2 separate regions of the Homo sapiens genome follow, and region 2 is linked to region 1. Evidence: chromatin contacts called from ENCODE Hi-C data. All regions are on one chromosome and are shown on one strand. The core of a region is the stretch at or near the end of the contact, and the rest is flanking DNA. Distances in the headings are between cores, read along the strand shown. Region 1 holds the start of ZBTB20 (zinc finger and BTB domain containing 20). Region 2 holds the start of SIDT1 (SID1 transmembrane family member 1).

What was found. Hi-C counts contacts between places; a loop is a spot of excess contacts on that map. Pooled maps may share reads with other maps.
Region 2: a loop to region 1 is called in a map of CD8-positive, alpha-beta T cell, with 3 times the contacts of the local background. The contact joins the promoter of SIDT1 here to the promoter of ZBTB20 in region 1. A Hi-C loop is called at or near these places in 3 of 168 maps with a recorded cell type or tissue (CD8-positive, alpha-beta T cell and naive thymus-derived CD4-positive, alpha-beta T cell), 4 of 37 single-sample maps with no recorded cell type and 9 of 50 pooled maps.

Annotation. Positions count from the first base shown.
Region 1 is chr3:115,143,192-115,149,155 of GRCh38, forward strand. ZBTB20 (zinc finger and BTB domain containing 20) reads right to left here and starts at 4,097. Exons shown (of 12, transcript NM_001348800.3): 1 at 4,028-4,097. RefSeq lists enhancers at 2,773-2,882, 4,613-4,822 and silencers at 3,563-3,832, 4,143-4,312, 4,873-5,092.
Region 2 is chr3:113,529,361-113,535,859 of GRCh38, forward strand. SIDT1 (SID1 transmembrane family member 1) reads left to right here and starts at 3,195. Exons shown (of 25, transcript NM_017699.3): 1 at 3,195-3,883. The coding sequence starts at 3,662. RefSeq lists enhancers at 2,587-2,806, 2,827-3,016, 3,157-3,486, 3,957-4,086 and a silencer at 3,757-3,806.

The DNA of each region.
Region 1 (5,964 bases), core at 2,847-5,346:
GTATTGCTAAAATCTTCTGTAATGTTCCTCTTGCATTACAAATAAGTCTATTAAAGCAGAAAAGTGCCAATCAAATGCTTTTGAAAAAATGGTTTAAATAACAAAGCATTTTTTGCAGGTCTCTCCTCTTTAATGTCGCCTATAAACTAATTACAATAAATTTTCACCTTCTCTTGATAAAATCACAACTGAAACTAGGCATGGTGGCATGCACCTTAGTCCCAGCTACTAGGAGGCTGAGGCAGGAGGGCGGATCACTTGAGCCCAGGAGTTAAAGTACAGCCTGGGCAATAAAAGGAGATTCCCATCTCAAAAAACGAAAAAGAAACCCAGAACTGAAAAAGATTTAGGTACTTGATTTTTCAGATATGTTCCTAAAAACAAATCCCAACCAAAAATTAACAGATATTCTAGCTTTTGTTTTACCATACTTTGCTAACGGGATAATACTATGTAGGAATTTTATAGTAACTTTCAAGACACAAGATTTTTTTAATATAAAGCAACGTTTTATTAATTTCAAAGACATTATTAAAATCATGAAAAAAATCCCTATCTGTTAAAATTACCAACTGAAATATATGGAGAAAGTTTCATGACAATAACAAAAGGTACAAATAAGAAATAAACTAAGATCTTTCTTTCCTATCACTGCCAACTGGTAAACACCTTCCTCCTTCTCAAACTTCTGTAGGCTCTTTCAAACTGTAGTTCCTAAGACAAGAAAGCAGCTAGGTTTTAAAGTTTCATTAAAAAATCTCCTCCCCTAACAATCTAAAATGCACAAAGTGTGTGTGACATTAGAATGTAAGCTCCACAAGGGCAGGCAATTTTCTCTCTTGTTCATTATTACACTCCAAGTGTCTAGAACAATATGATAAATTTAACCATCCATTTCAGAAAAATATGATTATTTCAGAGACTAAAGCAAAGCCCATCAATCTCTACTTCCGTATTCCAAATGTTTTTGAAGAAGTCTCTGCTTGCCACTGATTCTGTGAAGTTATTCAAAATAATATGTAATTATTTTATAAATTATAGATCGCAGGAACTTAGCTGTAGCTTTTATTGCCCTTCTAAAACAACCTAATTATTCAGACTGGCCTTTTTTTCTAGAAAGTCCAATTTACCTAATTATTCAGACTAGCCTTTTTACTAGAAAGTCCAATTTGTCTAAAAAGTCTTCTGAAAACTTTCACTAATGCAACAAAAATGATTCGCTTAAAATATTTTTTCCTTAGATTTTCTTCCTATACCAAGTAGTCAAATTCTTATTAACAGGACAACAAGAGGAATTAGATGTTTGCGGGCCTCAAAAACTTTCTGATCCAATTATAGAAGAAACTGGCATCACATCAACTGGTAGTTCTAAACACCCCCTTCCCCAATTATAGCCCTCACATGAAAGTTTCTCTTTCCTCTAGTATTCCATTTAATCTCGTATTTTCTTTTAGTAGCTAGTCAATGTACACATGACCTATATGTGCATTTTCTTGGTTTTGTAGTAATCTTAAAACACGGGCCTAGATGGGTAAGCATAAAGACTTCTTCCTGGAAATGGATAAAATTTGACAATTTTTAACCTGATACTTTCTTTAGCTTGTTAAAATTAGGACCTCACCGTGAAAGGGCATATTGCTGTGGAGGCTGGTAGGCAGCAAACTTGTCACCTGATCTTCATATGCACAAGGCCTGTATTCCACTGGTCTATAAAATCTGAAATCATAAAACCAAAAATATCCAATTGCCCAACTCACTGAGCAGCTAATATAGTTCTAGAAATCTCACTTTTCTTCTTCTCACCTGTTTACTTCAACACCATGTGTCCCCAAACCTAAGGCCCTCCAAAATTGAGCTCCATAAAAATCAAAACCCCAATCTTGAAAATTAAGCCTTGAGTACTGAACAGTTACATCAGCAATTCCTCAAGGGCAATTTCAAAAGCTTTCCTGGGAGACTACTGGAAAGATGGCACAGGGATATCACCATGCACTATGTGTGCAACAACTTTGATATATTCTAAGAATCACAAAGAACAAAGGCATGAAAATCAATGTAATTTTTTTTCTTTCACTAGAAAAATACAGATTCTTCATTTTAAAGCAAAAAAGCAAAAAGTAGCCACATCTTGACTGGACAAACTTACAGTTGACCCTCAGTATCCATGGGAGATTGGTTCTGGGACCTCTCTAGGAAACCAAAATCCACAGATGCTCAAGTCCCTTACATAAAATAGTGTAGTATTTGCATTTAACCTAATCACATTCTCCCACATACTTTAAATCATCTCTAGGTTACTTATAACACCTAATACAAGTAAATGCCATGTATTAATAAATCGTTGTTACACTGTATTGTTTAGGGAATTGTGGCAAGAAAAAAACTATATATATTCTATTCCATCTATTCCCCCACACCCAAAATATTTTTGATCTGCAGCTGGTTAAATCCACAGATGCAGAACCCAGGCACAGGAAGGGCTGACTGTATGTGACCGGGAGTGGAGGGGGATCTATATAAATATTTCCACAAAATAGCAAAGGGTACTTGGGATTGGGAGCATGAACAGAAATGAAAACAAACCATTATAAATTTAAAGATGACTGGTTATCACTTAAATTTAGTGTCTACAGCTATTTATTTATAAAATGGTAATTGTGTTTTAAAACTTTCAATGGCAACAAGTTACAACAGTAACTTCAGAATAGCGTTCACTTGAAAACATTGGGTGAATGGCCTCTATAATTTTTTTAGCTGAAATGTATACACCGCCACGCAGTGAGGAAACTTGACTTTAGCACCCTTTTGGTATTTTTAATAGAAAAAACAGTGGAGAAGATTTTCACATGTCTAGAAAGGTAACATGTTCAACTTAGGTTTGGCCAATGCTGATTCTGAGGACAGTACTACACCCGCAAGCTTCCAAACTACTTCCTGATTCATTCAGATTTTCATTGGAGAGCTGTCATCCTGCTACTGACCTCATTCAACCCAGTTCGGAGTGAGAGATCAGCGGATTACCGCGCTAGGTACCGTAGCTGTACGCCATATTGTGTTTTTCGCTAATGTTTAGTTTGTGTGTGTGCCTAGCATATGTTTGTGCAAGTGTGTTTATCAATAGAACTTTTAGAAAATCCCTGCCTCCTGCCTCTTCAGCATCCTTAAAAAGGATAACAGCTGGGGGCGGGGGGTGGGGGGAGGACCCAAAAGCCACACAGACAGGAATACATTAAACAGTGTACGAGAGACGGCATTTGTTTTAAACTTTCAAGAACCTTCCAACCATTTTTATATCAGGAATCAAAAAGTGTTAACATGTTTTAATGTTTCCGAAGTGGCCCAAAGAAGAGAAAGAAGGAAAGGTGTGTCTTCCCTTCCCAAGCCCCCTCCTCTCTAGTCGTAGAAGCGAAGCAGGCGGGGGCCGGGAGCTCCGGCGTCTGGAGAGACATCCAGCGGCTGTGGGGCCAGGACACCTCCTGCCCCCCAGTTCTCTGAAGACGCTCCAGAGACCGCGAGAGCCACGGCAAGCGGGGGAGGGCGAGGAGGGAGGGGGCAGAAGACAAGCGGGCGCCTCTAGCAGCTCCTGAGCCCCGGCTAGTCCCCCTCAGCTCCTCTTCTTGGAAGCAGCGGCTCCAGGCGCAGGGAGTAGAGAGAAGAAGGCAGAAGACACGTTTCCAGCTGCGGGACGTCCCGCCCGCCCCGCCACCCTTCGACCCTCCCGCGCCTCCCTCCCACCTCCCCGCCGGGTCGGGCGAGGCAGCCGCCGGGCGCTAAGAAGGGCGCCGGGGGAGGGGGCGCGGGCGGGGCGGGGCGGGGCGGGGCGCGGGGGCGCGCGCGCTCATCCAGCTCAGGGCCCGCTGGCTCGCCGCTCTGTAACTCGCTCCCCCAACCCCACCCCGCTCCCCTCCTTCCCAGTCCCGCCGCCCCCCACTCCAGGCGCCTCGCAGACGCCTCATCCCCCTCGGCACGCACACACTCCTCCCTCTCTCCCGCCCGTCCCACAACAAATTAGAGTTTGTGGCATTACCTCCTCGCGCTCTTTAATCTTCTTTCCTCAACTCCTAAACTTCCCCCCGCCCCTACTTCTTCGGCAGAAGGCCCACATTGGACGCTTCACTCCGCGAACCCTCTATCTCTCCCCGCTATAGGATAGCTCTCACGCCAATCTTGGCTTCAGTGAGCCAATGAGAATGGGACGCCCCTCGTGAGGTTGCCGCCCATAAACAAAATGCACTCTTCCTTCTCCCCTCCGCCCCCCCGTCCCCGCCCCTTTCTTCCTCTTCCCTCATCTCTGTCACCTTCGATTGGGCTAAAAGAGGCCCAATCCGCTATCTCAAACATCCATTGGGACGCGGAAACTTCGCTCAGAGAAGTATTAACAGGCGATTGGTGGACAATCCTTCCACTTCGCCCACCCCCACAACCCCCTCCCCCCGCCGCACCTTCACCCTTTCTGAAAAGGTCAATCGTATCTCGTTGTTCAGTGATCCGGGAGGTGGAAGGCTATTGGTTCAGGGAGCCCGTCAGACCGGACTGGAGTGAGCCATGATTGGTCGACACAGGCGCAATCAGGTTAGGTTGCTTACTCCTCCGCTCCTCCCTCCTTTTCCTCCACGCCCCATCTCCCCCACCCCCTACTGCTTTTACTTTCTACGCATTTCTATTTCCTCCTTTATTTATTTATTTGTGATAAACTTAAATGACCCGGCGACGGAGGCGGTACTCTAGGAGAAGGCTGAGGATGACGAGCGGCGGCCTGGGGCCAATTGCCGAGAGGGCTGCGGGGTGAGGGGCAGCGGCGGTGGCCAGTGAGAGGCAGGTGTCTGGAGCGCGCTGGGCCTGTGGAGCCGGGATGCCCCAGCGGAGGCGGCGGTTACCCGCTGTCTGGCGCGGCGAGCTGCGCCGGGGGAGCCGCGGGAGCGGAGAGGGGGGTGTCGCTGTCTTGGACAGCTGAGGCAGCGGGATGGAGGCTGGATCCCGGGCGGTGGGTGGGAAAGCCGGAGGGAGGGTCTGGCTGGCGGCAGCGCGCAAGGCCGCACCGGGTCACGCTTGATTCCCGCGGAATGGGGCGCAGGTTGCCAGACCGGGTCCCCAGTGCTAGGGCTCAAGGAAGAATTTGTTCATGCAGAAGATTTAGAAAAATACTATGTAAAAGAGTTTGGAGTAAGCCTCCCTTAATATAAATGAGATTTATTATCCTGCCGGAAAAAGCAGATTATGTTTCTTATTACTGAACGCCTGAAGTACCAACGACTCAACCAGAGCCCACAGAATTCAATATCCTGGGTGGTAAAAGGAACAAATAAAGCAACACGGAAAATTAAGTGTGGTTCAAATGCTTCAATAAAATCTTCGTCCTCAACCATTTGTCATTCAACATAGCACTCCCCAGAGCCAAATTCTTACCAAATATTGGTCCAGTACTCAGGCATTGGAGAAAAAAATGAGGCTGAAGTCCAGCAGGAAGCCCAGGATAGATTCCTAAAAAGGATTTCTTACAAGGGCCAAGATGGGAGGGTTGGGGAAATCGCTTTTCACTATACAAAGAAAAAAAAATAATTACTGCCAAACTAAGTTGCACTTTTTTAGGCAGCTGATATAGCAATATTTTGTCACAAAATAAGAGACTTTATCAAAAATACCATGCATGCAAAGAATACACTGTACTTGGGATTTGAAAATGACATTGTTTCTAGGACATGGATTTGATGTATAATTTCCAATAGACTTAAGTCATCTGGATTTTAACCCAGGCTTCTTTGGAACGTACAGCATGCTTTCACATAAGATGCCTGGTTAGAGGTCTTTGACAGAAACTAAGCAAAATAAATTGGCCCTGGTGAAAAAAAAAAAAGTAAGGGCCTTGACCTCATTAATACTATTAAAGCTATCTTGTGAGGATTATATGTATGAGGCTTTGAGAATCCAGAAAATTACTGTGTGTGGTGTCAATTTTGAAGTCTG
Region 2 (6,499 bases), core at 1,945-4,444, 1.6 Mb before region 1:
GAAGCCTTGGTGGGTACTGCACCTGGCAGAGAACTGGGATCCATGGTGACATGCAGTGCAGACAGTATCTCTGTGGAAACTTCAAGAAAACTACAGAAACAAGTGAAGCTCACACAAATGAAAACAAACAGAGGCTAATTATTCAGAGCTTGCTCTAGCAAGGGAGTTGACCACCATCACTTCTGCTTAGTAGAGACTCAAAGGCAGGAAGGGGAGTGAGAAAACTTCATAGTTATAAAAGGGGAAGGTTTCAGGTATGCTCTGACTGGATCTTGCTGTTGGAAGCTGGAGGCAGGCTAAGTAGGAGCAGGGCATTTTGTGGTTTGGGAAGCATATTTAACTTTCTCTGATTGATCCTAAGTTGGAAGCAGGGGCAAAAATTGGGGAAATTGACTCATTGAGCAAGACCTAATTCTTTTGGGCCATTTGCTGCAGCAGTTGTAGTTTGATTTCTTGGACTGGTTGCTGCTAAAGTGTTTTTGTTTCCTGAGCTGATTGCTGCAGAAACTGTGGGTCAGAGTTAGTTGTATTGCTATTTATGGTCTGGCCATTGCCCACTTGCATATTTAGTCTCTCACAGTAGAATCCTGACATTGTAGATATTAAAAAAAAAAAACTGCCTTTAAAATCAAAACAATTGAACTCATGGAGAAAGAGAGTAGAAGGATGGTTACCAGAGGCTGGGAAGGGTAGTGGGAGAGCTGGGGGAGGAAGGTGGGGATGGATAATGGATACCAAAAAATGGAATGAATAAGGTGTAGTATTTGATTGCACAACAGGCTATAGTCAATAATAATTTAATTGTAAATTTAAAAATCACTAAAAGAGTATAATTGGGTTGTTTGTAACATTATGGATAAATGCTTGAGGTGATGGATATCTCGTTTTCCATGATGTGATTATTATGCATTGCATGCCTGTATCAAAATATCTCATATACTCCATACATATATACACCTACTAAGTACCCACAAAAATTTAAAATAAAATTCCTTTTAAAAATAAAGAAAAAAACCACCTACCTAATGGACCACATTTTATTTTTTAGCTATTGAACTAGCAGTCACACCATAACAGTATTTGTTCATTCAACACTTTAAACTTTTTAATGTACTTTCAAATACATCATTCTCCCTTTTATCCTTACAACAACCTTGTGATCCTGAGAGGTTAATTACTTGAGGTCACTGAATGACTTTTGGCTAGAATAAGGATTAGATAATATTACAGAGTGACTTGTAATATATAACTCAAATTGTTAGGTATAGATAATCCATACAAATGGCTTTAAAATAAATATTTTGGGTTTCATGCTATGATGAAGGATCTGTTCCATTTGCTTCCAATTTAGTTGCGTAAAGTTGAGATAAAATCTTGAAGGAAGGGTCATAGCACCATTTAAATACCCACAGGTCTGTCATGTGGAAGAAGTATTAGGTTTATTCCTATGACTCCAGAGGGCAGAACTAGTACAAGTGAGTAGAAGACAGGCAGATTTCAACTAAGAATATGAAATGTCTTTCTAATAATGAGACACTTGCCCCCAAAAGAAGGTGTTGACTTGTGAAAGAACCAGTTCCTCATCTCTTATAGTGTTTAAAAAGAACGCCATAATAGAACTCCATAATCCTAGAGACTCCTTTAACTGGTCACACCAGCTAACCTCCAGGACCTTCGTAGATTTCAAGTTTATGAAATGTTGTTGAACTTTGAAAAGAGGCACAGATATTTTGAATACAACAGTTTAAAGTCATTCAAATTCTGGATGAAATTATTTCGTTATGCTCCTCAAAAACAGTGAGTTCTATTTGAAGTTTTACCCCCAGACTCTCCTTTGAATTAGTATTTTTGCCCATATACCCATATATTTTCAAGAAATTTCTTTCTTTCCTTCCTTCCTTCCTTCCTTCCTTTCTTCCTTCCTTCTTCCTTCCTTCCTTTCTTCCTTTTGAGATAGGGTCCTGCTCTGTCATCCAAGCTGGGGTGCAGTGGGGTGTTCACGGCTCATTGCAGCCTCGACCTCCCGGACTCAAGCAGTCCTCCCAACTCAACTCCCAAGTAGCTAGGACGACAGGCATGCACCACCACGCCCAGCTATTTTTGTATTTTTTGTAGAGATGGGGTTTCATCATGTTGCCCAGACTTGTCATGAACACATGGCCTCAAGCTAGCCCACCTCCCACTTCAGCCTCCCAAAGTGCTGGGATTACAGGCATGAGCCACTGCACCTGGCCAAGAACATTCAAAACTTTAAAACTGAAAATTGTCCTAATAAGGAGTCTACTAACTTAATCTTCCATCAGCATTGTTTTCTGATTTCACAGAAAACTTTACAACAAATGTATTGCATTCATTCTTGATGTTTTAAGAAATTAAAGGAATTAGACAAGGTAAAAACAAAAACAAATCTATCTCTTTAAAGATGGCAAGGACTAGGATTTTAATCTGTAATCTTAAATTTTTGAAAAAGATCTTTTCCTTCTTAATGACTTCTTTTTAAATGGTCCTTCAGGTTGAACACAATTACATTCTTTTATAGTATACAGTAATGAAGCTGAAATAAAACAGTGAGTTCTCTTCCACACGTAAATTGTGATTGTTCAATGTTCTGCAAGGTCTTCTGATGGCCCCATTCTCACCCTGCTCCTTACCTGCCTCTTTAACTCTTTAAATCTAATCCCCTAATTTTTATCAGAAAAGTATTTCCTTTTTACGATAGGCTGTGGTTTCTGCCTTTAAAAAAACAATCCTGGGGTTTCTCTCAGAATCTGGAAGAAGTCATTGCAATGGTAAAGTAGGTAAGAGGCTGGGGTGGAAAGAAATGCCTTCTGCATAAATCTAGTTAGTCTGAGTCGTTTTTTGACAACTTCCGGGACCAGACTTCAGGCAGTGCTGGAAATTGTTCTCTTTACCATATCTTTTTTTTTTTAACTGTACATATTTACATACATACACATATGGTGAGGGAGAGAACGTGATGACGTGAGACTCTCCATGGAGAGTAGGAGGTAATAAAGAAATAAAACAGGTGTCTGAGGAGAGGTTCTATTAGAGAGGGGAGAATAGAGAGTAATTATCGTTCAGACAGGCAAGAGTTCTCTGCAGGTAGCAGCCTGGGAAAGCGAACTCGCGCACCCTCTTGGGGGACGGGCTCTTTTGCTTTCTATTTCTTCTCCTGCAGCCAGGGTGCACACGTATTTGAAACAGACCGAATTTCCTCCTCGATGTGGCGTCAGGTTGACTTTTCGAGACTAGCGGGTATTTCTTTTTAATGACTCCAATGCCTTTTTATTATTGCTGTTATTGAGGTTGAGGGAGAAGAGATCGGTCTAAATTCTGGCTGGGTAAGTGGGGGGATTCTCGGCGATGAGAAACGGGGGACTTAGAAGCCGGAGGAAAATCAGCAGCCCCACATCTCCACTTCTCCAGTCCGCCCTACTCTCCACCCGTGACCTCCAGTGGAGACCCCAGGCGGCAGCATCAGTATTTGATCGGCCCTTCGTCAGCACGCTGCCAGCCCTGGCCGGCTGGGTTCGCCAGGCATCACCCGCTCGGCTCTGAAGCGGACGCCTGGCCCTGCACCGGGCTTTGGAAGGACCCTCTCTGCGCTCGCCCCCTCCCCAGGGTGGCTCCGCTTTCGAGCCCGGGCGCGGTGCCCACCATGCGCGGCTGCCTGCGGCTCGCGCTGCTCTGCGCGCTGCCCTGGCTCCTGCTGGCGGCGTCGCCCGGGCACCCGGCGAAATCCCCCAGGCAGCCCCCGGCACCGCGCCGCGACCCCTTCGACGCTGCCAGGGGCGCCGATTTCGATCATGTCTACAGCGGGGTGGTGAACCTCAGCACCGAGAACATCTACTCTTTCAACTACACCAGCCAGCCCGACCAGGTAAGACACTCGCTCCCCTCGCTCGACTCCTAGAACTTGCCAGATCTCAGAGCCCCGTCGCTGCTTTGGAGTCCCCTGGGAATTGACCTTGGGAGACTTCGGGGACCAGGGGACTTTCTTTCCCTTTCTCCTCCGAAGCAATCGCTGCCCTGCCCTAGCTGCCTCAACACGCCTCGGGGACAACTCTGCTTCGCCTCGCGCCTCTCCTGGCCTGGTCAAGGGCATTGCTGGGCTTTGCAGAGGCACCAGTTCCCCGCACCGTCTGCGGGTCCTGGGTCCCTGCTGGGTCTTTCTCCAGGAAAGTCCTGATTTCTAGGGTTGCGGGGTGTGGTGTGGAGTGCGAAGAAGAACCGCACCTCGGTTCCTAATCCCCTGCAGGGAAGAAACCTAATTTCAAGTGGCTGATTCAGCCAGACCCTTCTATTTCATAGCGCATGGGGAGGGAGAACTGCTCAGAATCTAAAATGGAAATTGTGTGAAAATGGACGGAAGCTGCAGAACCTCTGTGCATTCAACAGTCACTTCCTGCGTTTTTGTGCCATTGTCACACGTTGTGCTTCAGAGACGCCAGAAGACCTGGGCAAAGACGTGAGAACTGCAGCCATCAGCTGATCAATCCAGGTTTTGATTTTAAATAAGGATGGATAATTGTGTGAAAGTTCTAGACCTATTTTTGACAAAAGTTGAGGGAAGATAAGGAGGGAAAAATGTTCCAGTGACTATCCCTTTGACATATATACTCCGATTATATAACGTAAGAAGATGCATATAGTTCATTTCTTTCCTCTAGTGTGGTACCTCTGGAGCACTGGGCGGGGAGAGAGAGGGAGACAGAGAGAGAAAGAGAGAAAGAGAGACAGAGACAGAGACAGAGACTCCCCAGTGTACCAACCTCTGGATCTTCTTCCCATATAAATGTGTTTATGTATCCCTTACTATACCAGCATCCCCTACCCTCTAGGGAAATTCCAGAACTAGATGATTGGGATACCATGATATGCCTCCGTCTGATTCTCACTCCAGATCGGAACTAGAAAACCTCATCACTTCCCAAAGTGAGGGTGGTTTGTATTGAGCAGGGGGGACCAATGTGCCTAACACTGCTCCTAGACATCTTCCAGCTGTGTGTAGCCAGAAAGTGCCCTGAGTGCCCCATCTCCAGTGTGGCACCAAATCCTATGGCACTGTTACCATGGCAGCACAGCCCTCACCCTGCTCTGTCCTCCAGTAACCTTCAGGTTATATGTTCTGTAGTGAGCAGAGTGGCTGTATGCAGAGCCATTTCATGGTAGACAAGGGAGAGGCTGCAGTTTTTGTTTCCCAAACGCCATATACCCAGCCTCTTTCTATCTAGCGTGGGAGAACTCATCGACTGGTTGACATGTTGCACGTGAGGTGTGTTCCTAGTCCTGTGATTGGCTGGGAGCAGAAAAAAGTCTGAAAACTCCATGATCTCTGGAGTAAGTCTCAGCTTCCCCCTAAATCATTGGTAAGAAAACTCAAATTACATGTGCTAAGTAAATCCTGACATCAGGCTTTGGTATTTCTTGCAGTTCTGCATAGAGATAGAGCATCTACTTATGAATTGTTGCCTTTACATTTTCCCCTTGTACTGTGTGAGTTTTGCACTTGAGATCACCTGGTTGACTTCCCTAGTAAACCTTGAGATATTGAGGGCAGGGGCAAAGTCATGTTCATCTCTGCCCTCCAGTACCTAGCACAGTGAATGGCACATAAGAGGTTTATAAGCCAGGCATGATGGCTCACACCTGTAATCCCAGCACTCTGGAGGACAAAGTGGGAGGATTGCTTGAGACCAGGAGTTCAAGACCAGCCTGGAAAACATAATGAGACCCTCTCTCTACAAAAAATTAAAAAATTAGCTGGGTGTGATGGCACATGCGCCTGTAGTCCCAGCTACTTAGGAGGCGGAGGCAGGAGGATCACTTGAGCCCAGGAATTTGAGGCTGCAGTGAGCTGAGCTCTTGCCACTGTACTCCCACTGGGGACAGAGTGATACCCTGTTTTTTCAAAATGTTTTTTTTTTTAAAGAAAAGAGAGGCTTATAAAAAACATTTAGTGTTTTCCAAAAATGAACAAATAAGTGAATAAAGGGTTATTAGCTAAGGCTAAATAAAATGAAATGTATACTGTTTTCAATTCAATAGTTTGGAAAATGTGAGATCATTTCAGATAAAAACATAAAAACAAATTTCTTTCATAAAACAAATTTGGTTTTTATAAAAACACATTTTAAAAATTGTTCTATTATGCCCTATTTTGTCTGTGTGTGTTAACATGTCCTTTATTTTATGAAACAGTTTTGAAAATATTTTTGAATGACACAGTAAAAGGTTGATGACCCAAGCAGTCCCTAGAATTTTTGTTAAAATATTACTAGTCTGAGAAATACAAAGTTGGGAACCATGGGAACAGGAGATAACAAGAATTTCAATTATTTTAGTGCCAGTATTCTCAATATAAGCCAAATGTCCTCAAATCTTACAGCCTTCTGGGACCAATCTTTAATATGCAAATGCTGTAGTGGAGCCCTCAAAAGCCACTTATTGTGGGAAATTAACCTCCTGTCCTACCAGCCAGTATTCCTGTTGCTTT